2 separate regions of the Homo sapiens genome follow, and region 1 is linked to region 2. Evidence: chromatin loops called from intact Hi-C (ENCODE). Cell type or tissue: dorsolateral prefrontal cortex. All regions are shown on one strand. Links, peaks and the distances in the headings refer to the core of each region. The heading gives the core; the rest is flanking DNA. Region 1 has its middle 25 kb from the start of SIAH2. Region 2 overlaps MED12L (mediator complex subunit 12L).

The links. Hi-C counts contacts between places; a loop is a spot of excess contacts. Peaks named below come from ENCODE experiments on the same cell type or tissue, not always from the same donor. Only the 100,000 strongest peaks of a DNase experiment are listed, where the experiment ranks them.
Region 1: it touches region 2 in a loop (12-fold over the local background); 98 of 110 quality-filtered maps call a loop at or near these places.

What each region holds. Positions count from the first base shown.
Region 1 is chr3:150,783,809-150,792,546 of GRCh38, reverse strand. No RefSeq gene overlaps it. Among named protein-coding and RNA genes, the nearest start is that of SIAH2, 25 kb to the right of the region's middle. RefSeq lists a silencer at 4,484-4,543. In dorsolateral prefrontal cortex, for the core only: CTCF peaks have their summits at 4,382 and 4,585 (motif pointing left); a DNase peak (open chromatin) is centred at 4,566.
Region 2 is chr3:151,141,358-151,150,095 of GRCh38, reverse strand. The region is part of intron 5 of MED12L (mediator complex subunit 12L); the gene reads right to left. Among named protein-coding and RNA genes, the nearest start is that of GPR171, 57 kb to the left of the region's middle. In dorsolateral prefrontal cortex, for the core only: CTCF peaks have their summits at 3,681 and 3,888 (motif pointing right); a DNase peak (open chromatin) is centred at 3,905; H3K27ac peaks cover 739 bases.

The sequences.
Region 1 (8,738 bases), core at 440-8,439, 360 kb after region 2:
GTTTGCTTCCAGATAAAATAAGAAAAAAAACAGAGGTCTTTTCAATGGGTCTTGTGAGAAGGCAAGATCAGGGGAATTACAGTGCATGCACAGAAGGACTATTCTCCAAAAGCCCTCCTTGGATGTTTGTCCTCACCGGAGTCCTGCTTCTGAGCAGCTGTCAGAGATTTCATCACCTTCTTCTCCACATGGTTCCCTGCCCACCACGCTGCTTTCCCACTCCTCCCTCTCCGAGGTATACTGCTCATGCGCTGACTCCTTCCAAAAGCCATACAGCCTTACAAGTGACTGTCTTCCCTCTGGGACCTGTCCCATGTCTCCTATTCTGGTGACTTTTCTCCAAGATGCAATACTCCCTCAATCTGGAATTCTAGTGAATTAAATTCCCTTTATAAAATGTAAATGACATCATAAAAATATAGTATTTAAGAGGCGAAGAGTAAGGAAATTACCCCTAAAGAATATTTTAAAGTGAAATGGCAGAGTAGTGGAGGTTAAAGCTTTAACACTAGCCATCAAGGTCCTGGCACCTCTGGCTGGCTATCTACAGGCTATACCAAGCTCAGACTTAGGGAAATATGGAGAGAGCAGGAGAGGCCTGAGAGTTGTAATTGGTCATTATCTCAATACGAACTGACCAGGCAAAGCAACTACTAAAAAAGGAAAAATTTAAAAAGATGATGTGTAGTTACACTCATATGGCAAATAGGGATCATCACCTGTGCCAGCTCCAATTGACCAGTCGTGGCTACCTGGAGTGTAATGTGGAGTATCATGAGGTCACATGTGAACCCAGCAAAAGGAGCGCCAGGATCAATTAGCAATGCCAGCTGTGGGTGTAGGAGTGAGGAGAGGCACAGGGCATGCAGTGCCTCCTGGCCCTGGGCCTGGAAGCTGGCTCTCAGGAGGAAAGCAGTGTCTTATCGGATACAGTCAGGTTCAGAAAGTCATCAGCGGAAAGGCTTGCAGGAGCCAAGCAGGTACCATGAAAGAACAAAGCAGCCCCAGGGGAAGGGGTTGCCTCTGTGTGTGGAGGGCACATGGCTAGTAGAATATTTTTGGCAGAAAGTGATAGAAAAACCCAAGTCAACTGGTTTGAATAATATAGAACTGCATTATTTTACCTAATAAGTCTTTGAGAGAGGCAGGATGAGCCAGATGTGCTGTGGTGAAGGTTCTAGCTCTATTTCCCACTCTTCTTTCAATTTTCCCCTCCTCCATGTGAACAGCCCATCACTACCATCTGATAGTAACTGATTTAGGAACATAGGCTTAAACCATCAGTAGCTGGTATTCCCAGGGCTGGTCTAGGGATGGGCGTATGATCCAATTTGGCCTAATCAGACTTCAGGGAATGCCTTATTTCATGGGTGGAGGAGAGGTTTTCTTTTCCTTCCTGTGGATGTAAACAAGAACACTTATTGCCCCAGTCACTGCTGCCCATCATCTTGCAACCATAGGGGTAAGTCAGCTTGAGGACGCTCCATGTGGAGGAGAGGAAAGCTGAAAGAGGAGTGGGAAATAGAGCTAGACCCCTCACTGAAGCACATCTGGCTCCCCCTGTCTCTCCAAGTGCAACATGTGCTATGATCAAGATGTGTTCCATCTAGAGGCTCTAGGAAAAGATTTGTTTTATTTCCTTTCTCAGCTTCTAAAGGCCCTCTGCATTCCTTAGCTTGTGGCCTCTTTCTCCATCTTCAGAGCTGGCAATGTTGCAACTCTGAACATTCTTTCATAATCACATCTCCTTCTGACTACAACTGGGAAAGGATTTCTTCTTTTAAAGATCCATGTGATTAGATTGAACTCACACCAATAATGAATACTGTCCCTATCTCAAAGCCCTTAACCAAATCACATCTGCAAAGTTCCTTTGCCAGTAAGATAATGTATTCACAAATTTCAGAGACTTAGGACTTAGACAGCTTTGGGCGGGTGTTATTCTGCCTACCATACCACCTCATAGTTCCTTCAGGCTCAGATCCACACTTTGTAGTTATATATTTCCAAACTCTAGATAGAGGTCAAGAAAGTCAGGAAAAAAGCATTTCCACAAGAATAAAAAGAAAAAAACTAAGTGGATTCAGCAATGTGTTCCATTTGATGGGTAACAGTCTCTCCCTGGATTAAATAATAACTGTTGAAAAGGTCCTACAGGCTAATGTTAGCTAAAAGAGGGCTGAACAAAGCCCAAATTAAACTGCGTAAATTCCCTGAGGTCTCTGGAGAGTTTTCTGTATAAAAGGAAGGTCACAGGTGATATTGTATTTCTTATAACCCCAAGGACACAATAACTTTTATGTCAAACTGGAAATGAAATAAAATGCTGGCTTCTGAAAATTCATCAGATCAAGGAGAACATCTTGACTGGACAATGAGAAAATTTATAACTCTTCAGTCACCTCCTCGATCCTTTTAACTCTGGGGATTGCCATTGAATAGCTAACTCAGTCATGGAAATTAACTTATCCAGTCAAAAGGAAATTGTCTGCCTAAGGATGAACACAGAGGATCTGGCTACAACTAAAAACTCTTGCTCTCCTAGCTTGGCTACTCAATAGAAAAGGAAAGGGAAGTGTGAAAACATCAAATAGAAGAAGCAGTAATGAATTTTGCCAGCTACCTTTTTTTTCAATAGTGAGCAGTGCCGAGAATGAACATAAGGAATCAGTGCTCAGCAGACCTGGATTGTAGCCCCGCTGGGACATTAACTAGTTGTTAAGACTTTGGTCAAATGCCTTAACCTTCTGGGGACCATGTTTCCTTGTCCTTTTTTAAAAAATTTTAAAAATATTGACATGCATTTTTTAAGATGCATTAAAGAAAAAATTCATAATACTTCCACCACATAACACACACATATGCACACACACACACACACACACACACACACCCCTACTTCCTCTTATTCCACCCTCCAAGGGTGGAACGTCTAGTGAGTATCCCCTCGATACCTTTCTCCATGCTCGCATGCAAGCAGATATTCCTAAAGAGTTTGAATTTTTTGTTCTTACAAAAACTGAATCATACTATGTTTAAGACTCCACAATTTCTTTTTTTTTTTCATTCAACTTACTATGGTGATCCTCTAGAACAATTCATATAGATCTAATTCATTCCTACACACTAATTTAAATTGGAATTATGAATATACCAAATTACATTTATACCAAAATATATCCTATTGAAGTACAGTTCAGTTGTATCTCAATTTTGTTTTGTTTTGCTACTAAAAAATGTGCAAAAATCATCTCAATTACGTATTTCTATGTTCTACAGCTTTCATATCTGAAAAATATACTCCTCAAAATGAGATTTGGGGCAAAAAATATTTTTAAAAATTTTAATAAATATTACTATACTATCTCCCCAAGAGCAGTAATAATTTTCAGTCCTACCTTCAGTATATGAGAAGGCCTGTTTTCCCTCTATTAGCACTGTATGTCATTAATCTTTTTAGTTTTTGCCACTTGATAAGGAAAAAATGGTATCTTGTGTTGTTTAATTTGCAATTTTGAATGCTAGTAAGGTTGTTCATCTCATTTCTTAGTAAACTTTAGTTGCTAATTTAGGTTTTTACTCTGTACAGACACTATTCTTATGAGAAAAATGGAGGCATATTTTGGACTAAATCTCTAGCAAAATCACCGTAACTGTTATCTGGAATACCAGTTTAGCCAGAAACCAATCAGTACCTGAAAGCAGTCTGTAGCTTGGCTGTTGTATAACACCTCAACCCCATTTTAAGGAAGATCTTCAAAAAACTTCTGGAGAAGTCTAAATTGCAAACGATGATCACCACCACAGAGGCAGGAGTAATGGATGCCAAGTTCAACATAAACTTGTCTTTGACACCAAGGCATTGCCAAACCAGGAATGATGGCAAAGCTAATAGTGACTTCCTGAAGCACTTGGTTGAGAAGCATTCCGAGGCTGATCAGGGCTCAGCAGAAAAAGAGATGGAGTAGCAATGTGCGTTGGGTGCATACGAATATAAAGGAGCAATATCTCAGGTGAGAGCCCTGATATTGTCCCCAATTGGAATTGATACCTGGGCTCAAAGGTGCCCGGAGCTCTTTGATCTGGGTAGGAGGAAAGACTCATTCCCCATCCCTGCCATCACCTCCTCCTGAGACCACACAGGACCAGGGGTGTCCTCCTCTCTCTTCCCCAGACCTCCCATTCTTTGACTCTGTTTCATTTTATCCAGAATTCATCTGAATAAAAACGTTATTGAAAACGGAGAGAATACAGAAATTTTCTACACCCTAAATCCACTAGGAATGGACAGACAGGGCTGGTAAGGGAGAAATTAAATGACATTTGAAAATCTACAGACAAGAGAAATTGTAGGCAAAATGACAGACATAAAATCTCTGGCTCTCTTCAGAGAATTAGCATTCAAATCACAAAAGACAAAACAAAACAAACAAAAAGCTCTCAGTGCCAAAGCTTAGAATGCCTGCATTTCAGCTCCATCCAGGAATGGTGCACATTTTCTCTCCCAAAATGTGAGTTGGCCAGGCACTTCTCCGCCGCCTCACGCCTCCCCGTGACTGCGCTTCCTTTATCAGGACGTCGCCTGACCCCTAGTGGTGGCACCGCCTGCAGCTGCACCAGATAAGCTTGTCAAAATTCTAATTTGCTGACAGGTAGCAGCATTTCCTTAGAAAAACTAATGTTTGTACATTACCACAGTAGAAAATGGGTCTCTGACTTTAAGAAGATCTTCAGAAAGGTAAACTGCAGAGAAATTAACAGAGATGCCTAAACACCAAAGAACACAGCAATCTTTGTCATATGACAGCAATACATGACATTTTTCCTGGATCAGTAACAGCCTCGATCTCCCAGGCTCAAATGATCCTCCTGCCTCTGCCTCCTGAGTAGCTGAGACTACAGGTGTGCGCCTCCACCACAAACAGCTAATTTTTTTATTTTTTATCTTTTTTGTACAGACAGAGGTCTCCCTATGTTGCCCAGGCTGGTCTTGAACTCCTGGGCTCAAGCAATCCTCCTGACTCAGCCTCCCAAAGTGCTGGGATTACAGATATGAACCACTGCACCCAGCCAGGCCTATCTTTAAAAATGAGTAAAAATCCTCTGGTCCTGCTCAAATTTTTCTTTTTTATTATTTTTTTTTTTAAAAAAAAAAGGAGTAAAGAATTGCATCCAAGATAAGGAAGTCTCCACGTGTCTACACATTCATCCAAACCCACCTTGCTCAAGACTTCATGAAGTAGAAAAGCCTAGAAACTAGACATTCACAGTCCTATAAAATTCATGTGCCTTAAACTGATGCCATGAAAATTAGTTCTAAATGATGGCCAAAGGCAATAGGGAAAAAATGCATTTGTGAAATATTTTAGTTTATTTCATGAAGCATTAAGTAATGTATGAAAAGAAGTTGAAACTGAGACAAATGATCTTAAATGAGCCACAATCTTGGTCTATCCAGAATTTGCCTGCAAACCCCACCCTGCCCTTGTCAGAATGACTCAGACTTGGGTTGACTGAGCTTCCAAGGTGAAAGTCTCAGAAGCCACAGTTGAAGGAATCTAGGGTTGGCAAGGTTTCCCAGGTCCCCCTCCCACATGCCCCAAACTGGTCTCAGGTCCAGTTTGCTCTCAAAAGTAGGGTAACTCCTACTTTTTTTCTTTGAGATGGAATCTCTGTCTGTTGCCAGGCTGGAATGCAATGGCATGATCTTGGCTCACTGCAACCTCCCCCTCTCAGGTTTAAGCAATTCTCCTGCCTCAGCCTCCTGAGTAGCTGGGATTACAGATGCATGCCACTGCGCCCAACTAGTTTTTCTAGTTTTAGTAGAGATGGGGTTTCACCATGTTGGCCAGGATGGTCTCAATCTCTTGACCTCGTGATCTGCCTGCCTCGGCCTCCCAAAGTGCTGGGATTACAGGTATGAGCCACTGCGCCCGGCTGACCCCTACTTTTAAAAAGGGCAAAAGATCTGAACAGACACCTCACCAAAGAAAGTATACAGATGACAAATAAATACAGTGGTCCCACCTCAACTACGGAACATATGTTCCAAGACCCCCAGTGGATATCTGAAGCCACGGATAGTATGGAACCCTATTATACTATGTTTTTTCTATCTAATAATCAACATAGCTCCAAAGTGACTAATGGGCGGGTGGTATATACGATGTGAAGACACTGGACGAAGGGATGATTCACATCTTGGGTGGGACAGAGCAGGACAGAATGAGATTTTGTCACACTACTCAGGACAACACGCAATTTAAAACTTATGAATTGTTTATTTCTGGAATTTTTCACTTAATATTTTCAGACTTTGGTCAACTATGGGTAACTGAGGCTGCAGAAAGTGAAACTGTGGATAAGGGGGAAACTACTGCTTATGAAAAGATGTTCCACATCATTTGCCATTAGGGAACTGCAACGTAATAAATAAAAGTTGTATTGGTCAACTTTATTGGACAATCAATATTCATGAGCCTATACTGATATAAATAAATGATTGAATAAATAAATAAATTTGGAAGAATAGACAAATCTCCCATGCAGAATAAATTCCAAATAATTTATTACATAGATGCTTCTCGTTAGAGAAGTAGAGCACAGCTTCCCACTCCTTAAGTGTGGGCTGTAACATAGTGACTTCCTTTCAAAGTGTAGAGTGTAAAAAAGGCAGGGGGCAGTGAAGGGGAGAGTAATATTAGGCGGGGCACAGTGGCTGACGACTGTAATCCCAACACTTTGGGAGGCCGAGGTGGGTAGATAGCTTGAGCTCAGGAGTTTAAGACCAGCCCGGGCAACACAGAGAAACCTTGTCTCTACCAAAAATACAAAAATTAGCCAGGCTTGGTGGCGTATGCCTGTGGTCCCGGCTACTCGGGAGGCTGAGAGAGGAGGATTGCTGGAGCCCGGGAAGTCAAGGCTGCAGTGAGTCAAGATCATGCCACTGGACTCTAGCCTGAGTGACAGACTGATACCCTGTCTCAAAAAAAAAAAAAAAAAAAAAAGTAACGTTACAATGGAGAAACCTAACAAACATTAATCAGCCATGTGATCAAGGCTAACATTAGCAATGATAAGCATGGTGATACCTTACTCTGTGGTCTTCCTCTCCAAAACCAATAACCCCAGTCTAATCATGAGAAAAACATCAGACAAATTCCAACTGAGGGACATTCTGCAAAATACCTGACCAGTTCTACTCAAAACTGTCAGGGTCATCAAAAACAAGGAAGGTCTAAGACACTGTCATGGCCAAGAGGAGCCTAAGGAAACATTACAACTAATTATAATGTGGTATCCTTGATGGAATCCTGGAACAGAAAAAGGACATTGCATAAAAACTAAGAAAACCTGAATAAAGTATGGACATAAGTTAATAATAATGTGTTAATATTGGTTTATTAATTGTGACAAACGTACCATACTAATGTAAGATACTAATAATAGGAGAAGCTAGGTGTGGAGTACATGGAAACTCTCTATTGTATCTTTGCACTTTTTCTGTAAATCAAAAACTATTCTACAATTAAAAGTTTATTTAAAAGTAGGATGAGTAACTTCCTGATTTGCCCAGGATGTTCTGGGTTTTGGCACTGACAGTCTGGCATCCCAGGAAACCCTTCAGTCAAGGCAAAACAGGATGGCTGGTCATCCTATGATATTCAGTCCCCCTCTACCAACAGAGATCCCTGGGAGACACTAAGAATGTATTAATAAACTATCCTAGCTTTCCCTTTCTGTGATTTTGATTATTTGTTGCCTAATTTATTTCAGGCCTAGAGCATTTGCCATTGCCATTTCCCATAACTGACCTAAAAACAGCTAGGCACAAAAAGTGGGTATTTCATTGTAGTGGAAATATCCATGAGGAGAAAAGAAAACTTTCTCAGACATAATCAAGATAGCACCTCAACATTTTCCATACGAATAGTCCTGTAGCGTGACAAAGCATGAGTAATTCATAGAAACATGGTTATGACAGCTTTGATGCGTCCTTACAGCATGAGGCATTACAGGATTTCAGCAATGAATCAACTGCGTACACAAAACAAGTCAGCTCTACTATCTGACATCCTATGGGAAACTGAGGCACAATAAGGCCAAAGCTGACTTGGGGATGGTTCAACTGGACAACTGCCCAGGACGCTGATCCATAATGCTAAACTGCCACAAAAGCACTAAAATGTTGGTGGAAACATAAGGTAGGGAAAAAAATAATTTTTCATACTCCTCCTAGGGAGGTCAATGAACATGGCTGAAAGGAATACAAATGTTACTCAACTCTAAATCTTTCCTAGACAGAAACAAAGCTACACATGAGAGGACAACCATCCCACAGATGGTGTGGCAGTGGCTTGTCTAACAAATGCCTAGTTGGACTTATACACAAATGTTCTTAGGAACTACCTTTCAAACTTAGACTATCTGTAAATAAGGAAGCATCTGTAATTGATAAGCCACCAGGTTGACAGGGTGTGGAAACACCCACTCCCCATCCCCCAGCCAGGCAGCAAACTCCAGAGGTGGTCCTGTGAAGTGCCTTCTCAAGAAGTGTGAGTTCAATTAACCCAAGGCCTTTAACTATACTGAGATGGCTATGAAGGTCTGGGACTATAGGGTCCTTCTACTCTGCCCCTCCTGCACACAGAACTCAATGCTTCCTCCAAATAAACCCAGAATAAATTTCAAACACACATAGGTTTGAAGGATAGACAAATTATTCACCTGCCAGAGGC
Region 2 (8,738 bases), core at 502-8,501:
CTAGATACCATTAAGAACACTTGTGATTCATGTGTCAGGGGGTCAAATATTGACTTCCATAGGAGTTTGTAAGAAGTTGATTCCAACCTTTATGGACGAGTTTGAGAGGTTCAAGACTTCAGTGGAGGAGACAGCAACAGATGTGGAAACAGCAAGAGAACTAGAATTAGAAGGGGAGCCTGAAGATGGGACTGAATTGCTGCAACCTCCCAGTAAAATTAAGCATGAAGAGTTGCCTCTCATAAATGAGCAAACAAAGTGGTTTCTTCAGATGGAATCTACTCCTGGTGAAGATGTTGTGAACACTGCTGAAATGACAACAAAGGATTTGGAATATTCCATAAACTTCGTTGATGAAACAGTAGCAGAGTTTGAGAGGACTGACTCCAATTTTGTAAAATGTTACCAAACAGCATCACATGCTACATAGAATTCTTTCATAAAATGAAGAGTCAATGAATGTGGCAAACTTCATTACTGTCTTACTTTAAGACTTAAATTGCTACATCCACCCCCAACCTCCAGCAGCCACCACCTAGATCAGTCAGCAGCCATCAACCCTGAGGCAAGACCTTCTGCTAGCCAAAAGGTTACAACTCAGTGAAGGCTCAGATGACTGTCAGCATTTTTAGGGATGAAGTATTCCTTAATTAAGATGTTACTTTTTTTGACATATGCTATTGCACACTTAATGGACTACAATACAGTGTAAACATAACTTTTATATGCACTACGAAACCAAAATATTCATGTGATTCACTTTATTGTAGCAGTCTGGAACCCATAATATCTCTGAAGAATGTCTGTACCTTCTCTACTTGCCTGTATTCTAACATTTAGTTCCCTCTAGTCTCTGAACACCACTTCATCACCTAGCAGGGCTTTGTCTCCCGTCTCTGACATATTACAATTTCCTCCATCCTCCATCCCCGTAAAACTACACCTTACACGTAGACAACACCTAAGTATTGATTTCAATCAATACACCATAAGGTCCTCCCAAAATAACTACCAAATCAAGTTCCCTCCCAATGATTCTCTCATTTCTTGAAACAAACTTATTTCTTTTGTAGTTTAAACTCACCACTGCACACCTAAAAGGTTTCAAACATGACAACAGGGAAAAGGCCAAATTCCTTCTCTAATACACTGTCTCTAATATAGCTAAATAGAAGCACCTGTTAATCAATGGCTATAAATGGGCCGGGCAAATATTGGACTTTCCATTCTTTTTCAATAAATTTCCTTGTAAATGTATGTGTATGTATAGGTTTTTATATAACCATATATGAAAAAACTAACTTTGTAAAGATTCATTTTCCTAGCTACTTCCTTTTCCATCATCAAAGCCAGTGGGAACTCACTATGTGAAATGAAATGCAACAGAGATTGTTTTTTTTAAAACTCCAACCAAGTCCAGAGACTAAGGAGCAAATCTTTAAGGTGATCCACCTGACACAGCACTTTAAGTCAGAGGTGATGGACTCCTCAATGGAGAAATTCATTTCCTTGGAAATCCTTCTTTAGGCTATATGACTACAATAATACCCCCTTCTGAGTGTGAACAGCCTGCTTCTCAAAGCTGCAGGACATAGAGGGTTTAACCAGCCTGACGTTGGTGCAGACTGAATGAGAGAAAAAATGCAAAATCAAAAATTTCAGTACATGTCAGCTATTATATATACCATTACTCAACCCTCAGTAAGAATGGCTGAAAGATTTTCCACCATTTTTCTCACATTTTCTGTTGTTAAAATACTTTTTTGATCAAAGACACAATTAACAGGGTGAAAAGATAACACACCAATTGGGAGAGAATATTTCAAATCATATATAAAGGAGTTGGATCTAGAATACATGATGAACTATTAAACTCAATAATAAAAAGACAACCCAGTTAAAAAATAGGCAAAGGATCTGAACAGACATTTCTCCAAAAATAATAAACAAATGGCCAATAAGCACATTTAAGATGGTCAACACCATTAGCCGATAGAGAAATGCAAATCAAAACCATAATGAAATACCGCTAGGACAGCTATAATAAAAAGACTGATAATAACAAGTATTGACAAGAATGTAGAGAAACTGAAATCCTCAGGTGTTCCCCACGGGAATATAAAATGATAAATGTAATATGTGGAAAACAGTAGGATAGTTCCACAAAAGGTTAAATATAATGTCATCACATAATCCAGTAAGTTATACATACCCAGGAGAACTAGCCTGTATATCTAAGAGAAATGACACATGTCCACACAAAGACCTGTAAACAAATGTTCATAGCAGGATGTTCATTATAACCAAAAAGTGAAAACAATCCAATATCCGTCAGCTGATACCCAGATAAATAAAATGTGGCATATGCATACAATGGAACACCATTCGGCCCTAAGAGAGAATGAAGTACTGAAACCTGCTACCACATGGATGTACCAGGAAAACATACACTAACTGAAACAAGCCAGTTTCAAAGGACCACATGTTGTATAATTCCATTTATATAAAATGTCCACAAAAGGCAAATCTACAGAGAAAGTAGGTTAGTGGTTGCCTGCGGCTACTGAAGGCAAATGGGGAGTGACTGCTCATGGGCATGGGGTTTTTCAGGGGTAGCGAAAATGTTCTAAAATGTGGTTAATAGCTTCACAGCTCTGTGAACATGCTAAAAAACACTGACCGTAGACTTTAAATGGATGAATTATATAGTATTTCAATTATATCAATAAAGCTGGTTTTTTAATATTCAAATATTTAAAATGTCTTCTTGAAGTACTTAACTACCAATAAAATGAAGTAAAAGATTATTTCTTCATGAAGTAAAAGAAAAGATTACTCCATACTGATAAAAAGTAAAACACTAGGAAATGATATAATTTCACAGGTGGGGGGAGACAGAGAGGATAAGGGGTAGAAACAAGAGTGACTGTGAGTCAATGGTTAAAGCTGGGTGAAGAGTAAATGGGTGTTATTATATACTTCTATATTTGTACATGTTTGATGTCCCATAATAAAAGGGTTTAAAAGTTAATCAGTTGTACCCTATAAAATGAGCCACAGAAAATCCAAAATCCCATACTCAGCCACTGTTCACATGGGGAATGAAAAGTAGTCAGTGCACTGATTGGCTGCCTGGATAAATAGCCCAAATGAAAACTGCTGCCTCAGTGCCACAAGACCAGCAGAGTCAGACCACTGGCCAGACTGCTGGGTTCTGCTGAATGATCAGATAGTTAAATCAGGTTCTCTGGCTGGAGAGCAGGAAAAGAGAGAAAAGGAGGAGGGGTGGGGATGGGCTGTTGGTACACAGTGGAAATGACACAGCGTGATACATTACTGAAATACATTTTTGCTTTTAAAAAGTTTTCCTCTAACAGAATTACCTGTAGAACACTGGGGACAAATACAGAGTGCCTGTTTTTGTCTGGATGACTCATTTTACTATGTTATTTTAAACCAGCCATTTCCCTCTGGTTTTAATTATTGTGCAATGACACCGTGCAAAGTACTATTACTTAGGGATCAAGTAGGCAGCTCAAGATCAAATAAAATAAAACCCATCAATATGTAGCAGCAAACACTAAATGCCTACCACGACCCTCTACTGGGATATGAGGCTACAAAGAGAAGAAAGTGGCCCTGCCTGAGGTGCACATGACACAAAAGTAGACAGCAACAAGGTAAGTGCTCCATTGTACCCTGAGACCCAGGAAAGGAAGCAAAGAGGCGTTTCATCCACATATTGGGGAAGGTACAAAGGAGTTCCACACACAGAAATGGCAGCGTGTGACATTTCAGGCAATGCAGATGGCAGGAAGGCAGAGGGAGTCACCAGTGAGGCGCAGGAAGGTCCCCAGAGGCCAGAGTTCCTCAAACGCTAGTGCACAAAATGGTCACCAGAGGGTGCTGGTTCAACGCACACGTTTATTTCCAACTCCAGGGATTTCAACTCCAGAGGTCTGGAGTCGGGTGGAGAAATCTGCTTTTTTAATCAGCAGCCTGGAGGACTCTGACCCAGGCAGTGGCAAGCTATGGAGTTTGGTTTTTTATCACAAATGGGTAACTGAAACATTTTAAACACAGCAACGGCAAGATCAGATACGTAAATTAACGCTATTTCTCAGGAAGTTGTAGGGGAAACCCTGGAAAGGAGGCTGCCAACTCCATCAGGGAGGTGACTGCAGCAGGGAACAAAGAGGCAGGTGCGACACCTTTGTGAGGCAGAAGAGGAAACACCCTAAAGTGGAGATGAAGGAAAGAGAAAGGGCAGCTAACACATTTCCGAATGGGTGGTCCTGGTGCCATCAACGGAGATGTGGAATTACAGAGAACAGCTGGGGAGGGGTGGCAGGGCTGGGTTCAGTTTGTTATTTCCTTAACTTGTTTTAATGAAACTTCTTATTTTGAGATAACTGTAGATTCACATCCAAGTGTAAGAAAGAGATCCCATGGACACTTTACTTAGTTTTGCCAAATGTTAACTTCCTTCAAATCTATAGTACAATATCGCAACCAGCATACTGACACTGAGGCAACTCACCAATCTTACCCAGGTTTCCCAGTTTTCAGTTTAGTTTTGAATACGCCAGATTTAAAATGCTGGAGATATTCATGGGAAAATATGTTAAGGAGCAGGTGGATATGCAAGTCTGATACTCAGAAGGGTCAGGGGAAAGATGCAAATGTAGCGAACATTACCATATGTGGGATGCAATGCCTTAAAGAATGTGTTCATGACTACAGAAGTACCTAGCAGACACAATCCTGGGGACAGACCAGTTTATCATGCAGAGTAACAATATTGGTAGTGCACTCGCTGTGCACTGGCCCTCTTCTAAGCCCCTGACATGCATTAACTAGCTTAAGAGTGGTGAAGGGCACAGGTTCTAGAGTTAGCTGGCCTGGTTCCTGCCCTGGCTCCAATCACTTACCAGCTTTGGAGTTTTAGAGCAAGTCAGCCCCTGGGTGCTTCAGTTACTTGCCTGTAAAACAGGGCTAGTAAGTGTTCTTAGCCTATACAGAATTATTTTGAGGATTAAATGAGATGCAACATGCTAAAACAGTGACTGGCACAGAGCGAGGGCCCAGAAGAAAGCAAACTTACATGGTTTACAAGGCTGGGTAGGGAGGAGGCTACAAAAAAGGAGGAAGTAACCTTAGGTGAAAGTAGCATCTCTCCAACCAAGACTGGAGGAAGACGGGTAAGGACAACCGCTGCAGGTAGGTTTACATGATGCAGGTATGTCGGGGGCGGCAGTGAATAGGTCACTGAGGGAAACTGACAGGACTGTTCCTCTGGGATGTTCCTGGGACAGGTGGTGGGGAAGGGAAGGAAGACTGAAGAGAGAGGTGAAGAGGTGAAGATATGACCAGCCACAGTGAGTGAAGGGCCCTCTGCCTAAGGAGTGAATAACACAGCTGAGGAAGGGGGGCAGTACCCCAGGAAAGACAAGGCCATTATAAGGCAATATCTAAATACTTGCCCAGTTGTGTGTCAGGTAGTCAATGCTTAAGATTTCAGAAGAAAAGAGACCAGCGTGGCCAAGTCAGAAAACAGGGGGCCGAGGCCTCTGACAAGGATACAAAAATAGGGGAGAGGGGTCGACAAGGGAGGGTCTGACAAGAGCACAAAAGTCTTGTACTGCAAGGTTGCATGGAAACTCCCGACTGCATCTTTCTTCCTGTGAGGTTGCTGGGCTGTATCTGATAGCTGAGGAGAACCACACTGGACACCTTTCTTGGATTCTCCCTTTCACTCACAGGTCTCCAATTCTCATTTTCATTTTAACGTAAACATGCTAACTGTCGCATTTAGGGATTTTTTTTTCCCCCAGTTGTCCTTTTTCCCTATCAACCCTGTACATGCATCTCAAGCTAAGGCATGCGGCAACCACAGAATCCAATTTTAGCCCTTAGAACAAGAATTTCTTATTTGACACATCAGTCACACCACCAGCTTCCCCCACAGCTACAGTTTCGGGGGCTTCCTTCTAACAGAGGGACACACTGAACATGTGCCACCAACAGGCTCAGCTCCTTCTCCAGGGCATGAGATAGCAGTCTGAAATTAATGTTGGAATTATCATATGGTAAATTTCTGTCATCTTTTCAGATTTCTATATATACCTGAGTGAGCAACAGCCTTGGCTTTGGTGAAATATTCGTATCATAGGGAATAACAGGGACAGCATTTTTACAAATATTAAATTGGTGCACTTAATTAACCACTTAGGACATATCCCCACAGCCTTCTACATGTGACACCAAGTCATGAGTTTTACTGCCCCAGGACAGGAGGACTGTAGGAAGATGTAAGACTTGTCTTCTAGCAAGACACACAGGCCACCACTTTGCTTCTGTGTAGAGAACACACCTCTGTGCACTCCTCTGGCCAGGTCTTGGGGGACAATGCTGTAGAAGGGAGAAGAGGAGACATGGGGAAGAAAGGGAAGGCACCCACCCTCCTGAAGATTCAGGGGAATGGGAGCAAAAGAAAAACGGAGGACAAGCACTGGTGAAAGATACTTGCTGCTAGCCCCACTCTGAAGACACAGAAGTTATTTAAATTATTACATCAGACATTTCACGACCCTCACCTCCTCTCCCAGCTTCTGCTGCAGAGGCAGTGGGAGGAAGCGCCCAATCATCTGAGGAGCAAAAATAAACAAACTACATTTTCTTTTTTCACTTTGCATTGGAATTTAATCCCATGATCAGCTGTAGTTAGAGTAACGTTTCAATAGTTAAAGTGGCATTGTGCTTACTATTTAGGTCCTAAATGCAGTTACTGTAAAGTTTCTATTTCTGAACAAGCTTTAGACAGCTAAGAGTCTTTCATTAGAACACAAATACGACAGACATCATATTGCCAGATGACCGTGTAAAATAACCCTAGAGCAAAAAGCTCTAAAACACAGCAAAAATGCTTACACAGTACACAGACCAGCCAGATCCACCCCGGCTTCCCTCTCATTCCCTGCTCCGGAACTCACTCCTGTGTGATTTTTCTGGAGACTAAAGAATGATGCATGTTATGTTCATTTAATTAAAGCTATTTGCTTTAGCTGTGTTAGATTCACAAAGACATTCCAACTATAATTTATTGACCCTTAACTGTTTTCTACCCGGCATACCCTATGAATTCCTTGACTACAAAATAACAGATTTGAATCAGGCTTTAGAGCCATGTTATTCCAGGGATTTCACTTGGAAGTTTATACACATTTGGAAAATGACTTTGAAACCTAATGTACTTCTTTTTAATTAAAAAAAAAAAAAGCTTTCTATTTATCATGGAATTAACATTCCAGTGCAAATTGCAAAAATAAAGAACCTAGCTTTTATAAATAAGTCATTAAAAGGTTAGCTTAGAGCCATTTAAAAAACAAGGCCACTGTATGCACAGTATGGAGCAAGCACCAATTTTTTAAAGGACTGTTAAAAAATACACAAAATCTACACTTAAAAATACATGAAATATATCTCAGAGGATATGCATGAAACTGGTAAGAATTATTGCTTCTAAACTATGTAAGGAGGGGTCTGGGATAGAGGTAGGGGGTCTGAAGACAGTATGTTAGAAAGGAGACTTCACTATCCCTTTCTGAACATTTTGTGTTTTGGACCACATTTTGTAATATTACCTATTAGAAATTTTAGCTCATACAAGAAGCTATCTTTTCTTAAAATTCTCTTGTTTATGCTTTAAGCAACAGATCTGCAAGATGCCCAACAAATTAAAACTCATTAAACATTGAGCTTTTGGAAGCATTCTTCATACCTTAAGCAAACACCATTCCCCCACTCAGCTTCACACAGTTGATCTTCATTTGATGTGAGCAGCATGCAAATTCTGTAAATCAAACAGGACCCAGAAACAGAAGTCTAGGATGGAATTTCCCATTCTTCCACTTTCCACGAACTTTGTCCCCTCATTTGTGAAATGGAGGCACTCAACTACCTCAGAGAATTTTCAAGAAAACTAGCCCAAATGAGAAGCTACGAAACCAGCCTGTAAACTGCCAAGACTTTGAACAAGCTTATTTTGTAGTATACTATCTTCCAAGTATGCACGTATATACCAATAGCCATAAAGAGGGTAGGGAACCATGATTTACCAATTAAATCAAGGTTCTTATTAACATTTTATCATAGAAGATGACTGATTAATTCAAGTGGGAGTGAACATTTACTAGGACTGACTAGAAAAAACTGTTGAGTAGCAATGGATTCTTAACAGAAAATGTGGGACTAGACCATTCACCCAAAGTGACAAGACCAGAAGAAATGACAGTAGTAAAGACTGCAGCGAATATACTATCTGGAACAGAACTATAAACTTAATTCATTTGCTCATAAGTTGCCAAAGAGGAAGATGGAAGATAACTGAAGAACCAAGAACTACTTAAGATCCAAAAAACAGAGTAAAAAATCCCAATTCTTACTTAAAGGCTAGATTTCTTTAAGGCATAGCTCATATTTTACTACTACAGAAAACTTTCCCTAATTTTTCCAGTCGATCCATTATTTCCTATATGATTACAGGTAATTAGATACTAATGTATTATGCTCCGTTTTAGGTGTGTATCTTGTAACCACAAAAAGATGGTATCCCCTTACAGACAAACAGCACAGCCCCCATTTGGTTAAAAATCTTCACAGCATCTACCCCAATGCACAGACTCTTGATAAACCTTTTTTAAACTAAATCACTCCTTATTCAAGTGAAATACAGTAAT